2 separate regions of the Homo sapiens genome follow, and region 1 is linked to region 2. A link is a loop called in an ENCODE intact Hi-C map of the cell type or tissue named here. Cell type or tissue: heart left ventricle. All regions are shown on one strand. Each heading gives the region's core, and the rest is flanking DNA. Links, peaks and the distances in the headings are about the cores only. Region 1 overlaps STRIP1 (striatin interacting protein 1). Region 2 overlaps RBM15-AS1 (RBM15 antisense RNA 1).

What was found. A loop is a pair of places that touch in the nucleus more often than their neighbours do. Peaks named below come from ENCODE experiments on the same cell type or tissue, not always from the same donor. Only the 100,000 strongest peaks of a DNase experiment are listed, where the experiment ranks them.
Region 1: it touches region 2 in a loop (4-fold over the local background); 4 of 110 quality-filtered maps call a loop at or near these places.

The regions. Positions count from the first base shown.
Region 1 is chr1:110,051,954-110,057,323 of GRCh38, reverse strand. STRIP1 (striatin interacting protein 1) reads right to left here. Exons shown (of 21, transcript NM_033088.4): 21 at 2,683-3,659. The coding sequence ends at 3,412. Among named protein-coding and RNA genes, the nearest start is that of ALX3, 16 kb to the left of the region's middle. In heart left ventricle, for the core only: a CTCF peak has its summit at 3,320 (motif pointing left); a DNase peak (open chromatin) is centred at 3,293.
Region 2 is chr1:110,309,439-110,314,808 of GRCh38, reverse strand. The region is part of intron 2 of RBM15-AS1 (RBM15 antisense RNA 1); the gene reads left to right. Among named protein-coding and RNA genes, the nearest start is that of RBM15-AS1, 27 kb to the left of the region's middle. In heart left ventricle, for the core only: CTCF peaks have their summits at 1,818 and 2,017 (motif pointing right); DNase peaks (open chromatin) are centred at 2,048 and 4,218; H3K27ac peaks cover 307 bases.

The DNA of each region.
Region 1 (5,370 bases), core at 295-5,294, 260 kb after region 2:
CTGGACGAGTAGCTGACTCTTCTGAGATGCCTCTGGATTCACAGCAGCCAGCTAGGTCCAGGGGCTTTAAGGAGGCCTAAGACATGGTTCTGGTCCTTGAAAGGGATTTCTGTCTTCTAGGGGACATAGGAAATGGGTACAAATTCATAGAACATTAGAGTTTGAGGGGCCATTGCCAAGACTAAGAACTGCTACCATTTATTGTCATCCCTTGTCAGCCAGACATGTAGGTTCATTTCCACAATCTTACTCAGCCCATGCAATACGGCTATTATTAAACCAATTTTTACAGATGAGTCAACTGAGCCTTGGAAATTGACTAGCTCAAGGTCCCTCAGTGAGTAAATGTCAGAGCCCGAATTGAAAGTCAGGGCTGTCTCACTCCCAAAGGGTGCTCCTCCCTTGTTTTATAGCCAGCAGCCTGAGGCTGACTGTGCCAAGTGCCAAATGAATGTAACAACTATTCTCCTCTGAGAAGTCAGCTCTTTGAGGACAGACGGAAGCCAGCCTCCTGGGAAATGAGCCTAACAGGTATAGAAGGGGCAGCCAACACAAGAGTCCTCTGGGACCCAGAAGAGAAAAAAATTTAGGCTCAGGCTGAAAAGAAAAAAAGACGGCAGCAACAGCCAAGTTACCCTGAGGAGGGCATATTCAGGGAACATCAGAGGCTAGGCTAAGGCTAAGCTTAGGTGGTCCAGTTAGGACCTAAAGCAATGGACATTTACCATGAATCTTTCATGCCGGGGACGATGCTAGAGCAAATGTGAAGTGTTGGCTGTGGTGAATAAATGAGCAAATGAAGGCACTGGTGGTAAGTGCTGGGGTATGACAATGACTAATAGCAAAGGGTGTGAGGGAGTGAAAAAAATGCGTGCGCTGAGACAGAGGCCTGGATTTGAATCCTGGCTCTTGCCTTTATATGACCTTGGGCAAGTTCTTTATCCTTTCTGTGCCACAGTTTTCTCCTGTGCAAAATAGGGATTAAAATGGCATGTATCTTTCAGGATATCACAAGGAATATGTAAGATATTATACATCAAGTGGTTAGAACGCTGGCTGGCACATTGTAAGTACTCAGCATTTGCTGGCTTTGTAGAAAATAAGGCTTTGAGAAGCATCTAATATTGTGCCTGGTACCTACTTGGCAACCCATAAGTGGTAACTCTTACGATTAACAAGGGACAGCTCCCATCCTTAGAGTGATACTGCCTCAGGGTAATCTGTCCCTCGGTGGATTGAAGGAGCAGTGGACCCTGACCCTGCTTAGCAATAAACAACATTTTATGTAACTCAATCAAAGTACAAAGGGTCTTCATGTACTCTGCCCATTTCATGACCCATATGAGATTTAAAAAGCCACAAAAACTGTGTGGCTCCAAAAGACATTTCTGTACAAAGACCTGAGTTCAAATGGCCAACCTGCCACTAATACACTCTGTGGCTGTGAGAAGCCCCTTCCTCTCCCCAGGCTGGCTCCTGGGCCTACAGCTGAAAGGATTTGCCTGCCCAGGCTTTATGGCCCTTGCAGCTTTGATAGTCCTGCATTCTCTTTTGCAGGTCAGAGGAGAGACAGGCCTCGACCACGCAGTTTCAGTGACTCAGGCTTCATGGGAGAGTAAGAATGTGAAAAATCCATCTCTCCCTAATTGAAATCTCAAGATACATATTTCCTGTCAGTCCTGGAAAGAAATAGCAGAAAATCCATCATCCACACATAAATTGTGTCAATTCCCTTGTCCTGTACAAGTTACTTTGGGGCACAGGGCCCATCAGTCACAGATGGGACTTCCCATCTCACAGCTGTGTGACCATCAGGAGTACACTGCTGCCTTCCACCCCTGCTGTCCCTAACCATGCTGGCACATCAAAAGGCCTGTCCTGAGGCTCAGCAGGTCCCAGGCCAGGCAGGCATGAACACAAGACCCAAAGAAGGGGAGATGCTCCCCAGAACATGTTTCCTTTACAAGTCAAGACCCCTTGGAGATTTAACAACCTACAAAACAACTGCCTACAGGTAAAATAAGAGCTTCCAGGAATTCTAAAAAGGAAACACTCCTTTCACCAGCATCAAAACACTAATATCTTCTCAGGCAGATGAAACCAGGGGTCTGGAGGCCAAAGTGGAGGCGCCAGGTGTCCACTGACACCTACTACAAAGATTTTCCTTGCTTTTCTCTCAGCCACAGGGGGCTCCTGGGCCCTCCAACACTTTTTCCCACCGTGAACCTGACTCCTGATGGTCTGCTTCCTAGGCTCTGAGTACTGAAGTTTCCCCTCAGTCCCAACCACCTGCCCCAGGGAGGACCTAGAGCAGCAGACCCCCTTGCTTTGACCTAGCCCCTCCCTCCATAGCACTGACACTGGTTTGGCTGAGGCCAGCTCAGTGATGTGATCCAGAGAAACCTGGGGCTCCTACTGAAATTACAGCAAACCCAGGGGTGCAGGACAATGTGTCAGTAAAGTAACCTAGTGCCCTGGAGTTGGGCTAGAGCAATCCCAGATTACTGTGGGGTTAACTTACACTGGATAAATGCCAACTCTCTCTCCTCTTCCCCCAGGATGGGAAAGGCAGGCAGCTTGACAAGGACAAGCGTTGACCAGCAATGCTAGCAGAAAAAACCACTTTCTAGACCTGGAGGAGATACGTAGAGGCCATATTTCCTGTAGACAAGCCAACGGGAATTATTTTTGCTTCTTTTTAATGTAAACAGAATACACAATCACATTAAAAACCCCAACATGACACAGAATACACACAGAATTATATATAGATATTTACAGGCCCTCGAAAGCCAAAAGGAAAAATGGCCCCTCTGGTTAAGGGAAGCTTCTCTTCCTACCTTGTCCCTGTCCAAAATCAAAGTGCTGAGGCAGCTGAAGGAGCCTCCGCAATTACTTCTGGATATAATGTAGCAGGAGGCTGGAATAACATCAGAAACACCCCACCCCCACCCCAGAGCACAACCAAGATACCGACTTTCTGGCCCTGGCCCTAATCCTAAACTCTCCTCCTTTGCAAGCTGACAAAGCAAGGATTTGTATGTCTCGAGAGGCATCAGCATGACCCCTGAAATTCAGATGCACGGCGGAGGGGTTCCCATCCCATTCCAGCTTTCCCAGCCTTGGGCTGATTGTGAAATGAGCCAAAACCAACCATATCCAAGAGAGGAGGGTGGGGGAAGTAAAGGAAGAATGGATCTCAGGCAGAGATGACTGCTTCGGAGCAGGACCCTGGGAACCAAGGGGAGGTCAAGCTGGGCTCACCCAAGCCCAGGACAGACTGCGGAAGACACAGTGGGGCTGTGCTGCCACCTGGTGGGGGATGGGAGCACTGCAGCAATGAACTAGGACAGTCCCACAGGTACCTTCAGATCATCTTTTCTCTCCATTTCAGTCCCCTAACCAACAGCCTCACTGCAGCAGCTCTTCCCAGGAAATGGGCTTGGAGAAGACCTCCCTTTCTAACCAGAGGTCATAGTTCATCTGAAAGTCCTCAGGGAGGTCCACCCGTTGGCCCAGGACACTCTGCAGGCAGTTGTCCACTGGCAGGAAGTCAGGGTTGCTGTGGGCCCGGTCATAGCGCCGGGCGTTGAAGCGTTCAATGTTGGCACGAAGGGCACACTCCTCTGCCTGGAAGTCCCAAGGCCGGGCATCAAGATCTGAGACAAAGCAGGAAGAAACACCGTTAGGAGCCATGCCCTGTAGCAGCTCCCCATGGATTCACTGGCCAGGAATATTGAGTGTCAACTAAGAGCAGGATACCTCCGAGCTCATCCTCAGAAAGATGCCAGGAATTCCTTCCTAGATCCAAAGGAGAGTCAAGTACAAGCAGAAAAGCCAGAGGTACTGAGAAAGAGGCTTATACTGTAGGGATTATGTAGACCCAGAGAGGGAGAACCATGTGTACAACACATTTCTCTCAAAGTGGCATTCTCCCTGGCTCTCTGGGGTCAGAGGGAGGAACCTGGAGATCTTCTCCTTTGCTCATTCTCTCTCAACTCCCCAACCAGGTACCGTGTGCCACTGTGGGCCTGCACACATTCACAGGGCATTGAGAGTACAGACACAGTCATTCAGCCATGGTGGTATATTCCAGAAACGCAACAACGCAGCAACACGCACACACAGAGCAGCCCAGGTGGGCAGGGGAGACACACTGTGGGCGAAAGAAGAGTGCCTGCAGAGGCCTAGTAGTGGGAACCACACGGCTATGTTCAGGGACTGAGCACTCCCTGTGCCTGGAGCTCTGGGTATGATGGAGGCTGGACTGACAGCCCGTAACAAGGTTGAAAAGGAAGCTGGGTCAGATTACAGAGGAGGAGAATGAAAAAGGACGAGGGAGCCTCACATGCCCTGCCTGAGTCTGAATCTAATTCTAAGGGAAATAGGAAGCTAATGAAGGATTTTACTCAGGGAGGTAACAGCACAGGATCTGCATGTTGAAAAGATTCACTAGGGGGCCGGGCGCAGTGGCTCACGCTTGTAATCCCAACACTCTGGGAGGCCGAGGCTGGTGGATCGCTTGAACCCAGGAGTTCAAGAACCCCCTGAGAAGGCTGGGCACAGTGGATCATGCCTGTAATCCCAGCACTTTGGGAGGCCGAGGTGGGTGCATCTCTTGAGGCCAGGAACTCGAGGCCAGCCTGGCTAACACAGTGAAACCCCATCTCTACAAAAAATACAAAAATTAGCTGGACATGGTGGCGTGCAGCTGTAGTCCCAGCTACTTGGGAGGCTGAGGGGGGAGAATCGCTTAAACCTGGGGGGCAGAGGTTGCAGTGAGCTGAGACTGTGCCACTGCAATCCAGCCTGGGCGACAGAATCTCTGTCTCAAAAGAAAAAAAAGACCACCCTGGGAAACATGGTGAAACCCTGTCTCTATAAAAAAGATACAATTAGGTGGGCACAGTGGCATGTGCCTGTGGTTCCAGCTACTCAGGAGGCTAAGGCAGGAGGATAGTTTGAGCCCAGGAGGCAGATGTTGTGGTGAGCCAGGATCGCACTCTAGCCTGGGCAACAGAGCGAGACCCTATCTTTAAAAAACATCAAAGTAAAAAAGGATCACTAGGGAAATCTGAGACACTGATGGAGGGGAAGAAATTAGAGGCAGGGAAGTCAGTCAAGAGCTGTAAGAGTTTAGGTGGCCAAAATGGGGATGAAAAGAGGGGACACAGTCTTATGACAATTTCTAGAAAAGGAATGACTTGGAGGTACAAGGAGAGATGGGGATGATCGCAGATGCCAAGGCTGGGTAGCTTCTCAAAGTCCTTCCTAGAGTGCCCATCCTGATGCTACAAAAGCAGGAGCTGGGCTCCTTCCTGTTCCTTGGGGGGAAGCTCAGGGCAGAGAAGTACCTGAGTACCACGGGCA
Region 2 (5,370 bases), core at 47-5,046:
CAGCCTACCAAGTGTCATTTATTTTAATGCAGTGTGCCCCCAGTCTTAGGAAATGGAATTCTTCATCTTCCAAGGCCTCTGGCTGAGACTGGAGACTTGTGCCTGCTCCACTGCTTGGCTGGATTAGATGCCCTAGAAAGATACTTTTAACTCAGAGAAACTGTGACTCCATGAAAGGGTCAGATCCCACCAAAAGTCATCCCAGTTCTCCATCAGTTTCTCTCTCCACTCCACCTCCCCCAGCCCATCCTCCGTCTGGGCTCCAGGGCTCTTTCCTTCTGTGTTCCCACAGGATGGTGCCTGCTTTTACCCACCCTCTAGACTTTGCCCCAGTCACCTCAAACAGCCGAGGGTCCAAATTTAGTAATAGAAATTCACTTCTCTAACCACTTTACAAAAACATTAACTCATAACTCACGGAAACCCAATGAAGTCGGTGCTGGTGGCACCTCCATTTTACAGATGATGAAACCGAGGAGAGGAGGGAGGTTGAATAACTTGGCCCAAGGTCACTTGCTGAAAAGTGGCAGAGCTAGGATTCACTGCCTCTGGTTCACTGCCTTGAAAGGAAGGAAAGTCTCCCCACTCCCACCACTGGGGAACTCTTCTTTAACTTTCTCCACAGTATCATTGGTCCGATAAATGAGAGGCAAGGAGAGAAACAAAGATGGATGTATGTATAAACTTAGGCAAGCATGGAGAGCCATGGTGATGTGGTTAAGTGTTAGTTCTTGAGCTGAATTGCACTGGTTAGTGTCCTGGATTTTGAATGTACTAACCCTGGAAAATAAAATTAGAATAATAATAAGTGTACATACATACCTTACAAAGTCATTTTGGACATGAAGTTAATAAATATTAAGCCCCTTAGAACAATGTCTGGCATATAGTAAGTGCTCAATACTTGTTATCTGCCTTTTTTTTTTCTTTTTACGTTCTCAAAAGGCAGAAGCAGCAATGCCTTTGTATAAAGAATGGTAGACTTGGAATCAGAAGATTGAGTCTGAGTACCACTTAGCTTTTGCTTCCTGTATGATCACCAGTGAAGCATTTTTCCTCTGTGAGGCCTTGCTGTTTTCATCCCTAAAATTGGGATGATGATACTTTTACACACTGAGATGGTGGCCTATGAAAGAGCTTTGTAAATTTGCAAGCTGTGGCCAAATAATTATCCCATTTTGTGATTTAGGACTTCTCCTAGAGTAGACAGAAAGTTGCCTTTCAGAAGGTCTTCAGACTCGCTTCTTGGCCTTTTGGCTAAGTTCAAGTGCAGAAAGTCTTCAGACTGAAAATACCTTCATCTTTTAGAATTCCACCACTGGAGAGTCATTGTCCGAGTCTTCCAGACTTACTAAGATAAATGGCAGGAAGTAGAGAGCCCAGTGTGTTTGCGGGGAGAGAAGAGAAGTCTCAGGAATATGACTGCCGTCTTCAAGGAGTTGAAAGGCTGTCACAGGGTGGCCTGGTCAGACTTCTGAGTGACCAACAGGTAAGAACTGGGTCTCTAAGTGGAAGTGTCAGGGCTGATTTAGTGTGAAAAAAGAAGAGCATTCTTTTGATTATAGCTCTCGGAAAGTGGAAAGGGCTACCTGATAGTGAGTGCCTGCCATTGGAGGCATTCAAACAGAGATTTGAGACCACTCCATGGGAATGTGGTAGAGGAAATGTAACGAGTCAGGTGGTGATGAAACTAGTTGACCTGGGCCTGGGAAGATCTAATTCATCCTAGAATGGCAGCACGCTGTGAGGGAGGGGAGCGCCTCTGAGGGAGCGGAGAGCTGGTTATGCAGGGACGCAGGAGGAAAGTATAGGGGGAGGCCTGCTGGGAACACAGGCCCAGCTCAGCAGAATTCACTCTTTTCCCAGAGTAGCTCCTGTCTCTTCGGCCACTTTAGGCCCTAAAGCCTAGAACTGTACATGATACACTCATTCATTCAGTTAATTCAGCAAATATTTACAGGCCTGAGAGTCAATTCCCACAGCGGACACAGTGTGGGATTGCCTGCCCTGGCAAGCCTCCTGCCTGGTGACCAGCAGAGGGCAGGAGAGACGTGCAGATGCCAAACCCTGCACAGCCCACTAGCCAAGTGAGCTTCCCTGCCGGGGAAACTGGGTCACTCAGTCCTGCCAAGCTGCAAACATTCCGAGGGTTGTGAGCATGTTGGGCCTCTCCGGCAAGGGCCTCTCCAGCAAGGACCTCTCCAGCAAGGGCTATGAGGCCCTAGATGTCACCTGGCAAGGCTGAGACCTCAGACCTCTGGACTGGCAAAGTCGCTCCCTCCTGCATGGGGAAGGAAGGAAGGATGAGGCTGATAACATGCGATGGCTCAGGGAGAAGGCTGAAGGGATCTCTTCCCAGCAAAGTGTTTCAAGTAACAGGGACAGCCCAGTCTACATGTCACAGAGGAGCCATGGGAGGCCAGGCCTGCCACGGTGGATGGGTGGGGCCGTTTGCTTCAGAGAATGCCTGGACTTCACTAAAGGAGTTTGAGGCTCTCCTTAGGCTGGGCTGAAACCCCCATTTGGAAGTGCATAAAAGGCTAACTCTCTGGATATGAATGGGTGAATGCCAAATCTGATACCTGAGTGGTTAGGAGGCAGGTTTGGAGTCAGATTTGCCTTTGTGTCCTGGTTTTCCATCTATATGTCATGGGACCTTGGGTAAGTCATTTTCAGACTTGATTTCCTTTTCTATAAACTGGTGGTGCTACTGTGAGTATTAAGTGGAATAATGAAGCAAGTGTGCAGATTGCGATTCTTTCTCCTTCCCAGCTCTCTCTCATCCTGGTCGGGGGACTGTGTGCTTGGGATAACAGTTGAAGCAGATGTTTTTTTGAGAATGGAAGCGAAGAGTGGATGCCCACCATGCTGTCAGTCTGGGCAGGGTGAACTCAACCTGAAGGAATGCTGTTCTGGGTAAAGCACGTGGAGCCACCTCTCCCCAGGCTTCTCTGGCCCCCATAGAGTCCTGCTGCAGAAAGATGCGCAGTGTATGAAGGCTCGCGTGGCCTCTTGAAGTCTGAGGGTTAAGAAATCAGGGAGGTGAAATAGGCCTGGAATGGGAGGAAACTGGAGGATGGAATGGGAAGGAGCCATTCCCCAAATTCCCATTCCATTTATGGACTCTGACGGTTAGAAGGGCCACTTGAACCTGCAAGCAAGGACCAGTTTATGCACTCTTCAAAATGTGTTTTCTCAACTAATCTAAGACATTGAAGCAAGGACTTTGTTGCCCATTCCTCTCCAGGAGGGATGGTGGGTGCTGATGCTGCTATGTAAAGGCTCTCAGCACCGTGCTCAATACTTGTTTGCTATTGATGAGGAAGGAATCTTGGACAAGTAATTTGAGTTCCCAGTTTTACTGATTAAAAAATAAATAGAACTGAGGCTCAGAGAACTGTGGAACCAGGAGAGGTAAAGTTCCTCTCATTTGCAATTGCTGCTAGAATCCTCATCTGTGACCATCTGGAGAAAGTGGCTCGATCCCTATGGTGAGCTGCTCAAATCTTGGAGTCTCTCTGCCTCCTTGGGGATTTCTCTTTGGATACATCCTCTCTACTAAACTCTAGCCACTGCTTGTGTTACCCAACCCCAGATGGGAGACAGACTGAGTTTTCCTCATTCCAGCCTATCCTTTAGGGCTCCAAGGAGCAGCAAGTGCTTCTCAGGTTGAGGGGTAATTCACCAGGTGTGTAGTGCTGGCAGCACAATGTGATAGAGCCAGTCACCTGCATTGCAATTCCAGCACCACCATGTACTGGCTGTGGGACCTTAGGCAAGATACTTGATATCTACAAGTCTCAGTGTCCCCATCTATAAAATAGGGACACTAATAGTATTTACCTTATAGCTCCTGTTCTTTCCAGTCCCTCTTAATCTGAAATTGGAAGGATGAATAAATTAAACAGCCATCTTCTTCCCTGGGAAAGCCAAAGAGCAACTCAAAAGGAAAGAATCGGAAGCTGGGCTTTGGAGTCTTCTTGTCCAGGCACTAGGAGCTGTTGGGTGGTGTAAATAGCCCTGGGCTGGGAGAGAGGACCATGGCCTAGCACATCTCTGCTATCAGATTGCTACCTTATCCACATTGCCAAGCCTCTTTGGGCCTTAGTATCCTCCTCTGGACAATGACAAGGTTGAGCTTGCTGACCATGGAGGTCCCTGTAGCCCTGCCCCTACTGAGATTCTCAGCCGCAGAGCTGGGCCCTCGTTCTTTGGGATTCAGCCCAGGCGTCACACAGTCACAGTGGCTGAAGAGGCAGCACTTTGCTGAGCTCTGGCCTACTTCCCAGAGAAGGTCACTCGGCCCCAGGGAAGCCCCTGGTTTGCTGGTTTGGATGCTGTGGAGGGCCAGGCAACAGGGACCTTAGCCTATTGGCATCTGGTTCCAGCCAAAGCTTTTCAGGGACGTGTGAGGGTAAGCAGCAGGGCTGGCAGAAGCAGTGAAAACCAGCCCGGAGCTTACGTTCTGTGGCCTTGCTTTGAAATCTACAACCTCAGCCACCTGGGAAATGATGAAGCTCTGAAAAGAAACACTGGTCAGGGGCCCAGGGGAAGTTTCCTCCTGAAAGGCCTGTGTGAGGATGGATTCCATGTGAGGGGGAAAGTATTGATAGAAGGAGGCTCTGCAAAGGAAAGCAAGCAGGGAAGGAGCAGGTCATTAAAGGATTCAGATGGGCTGGCTTGGAGGACTTTCTGAACTGTGAGAACTAGATGTGGTGTGGACTATAAACATGTGGGGGTAGGAAGTTGGAGAAGAAAGAACTCAGTGCCAGAGGGCTGCAAGATCTTCCAGGAGGTGCCTTAGAGCTGGCTGCTCTCGGCTCTCAGGCAGGGGATTGGTTGGATTTCCTTCCTCAGGCAGTGAACTCTCCTAGATACCGGACTCATTCATTTGACAGCTAATGCCTGGTTATAACTGACTCTGTAAAGTGTACTCCCATGTGTTGACTCATTGGATCTAATGACCACTGTCTGGAGTCAGTGGAGACTGGTATGATTATGATCATCCGTGTTTAGAGACAGAAAAGCAAGGGCCACTCAGAAGTGCCTCATGCAGGGTCACCCAGCTTCCAAGGCTTGGGGTTGAGATTTGAACCCATGTCTATCTATCTTCGAATCCTGTGTTTATTACATCAAGATGCCAACTCCCAGTGTCCTCCTATTACCTTGTAGCAAGGGTAGACAACATCCTCCTACCTTTATCACATGCAGACTGGCCAGATTTTGGTGGAAATGTAGACATTTTCAGGGAAAACCAGATGCTCTGGTTGCCTATCCCCACTGTGAGCAGGAAAATAGCTCAGTATTCACAGGGTCACCAGGAGAATGCCTAGCATTAACTTAAAGTAGTCCTCTAGGCTCTCTCCTTCC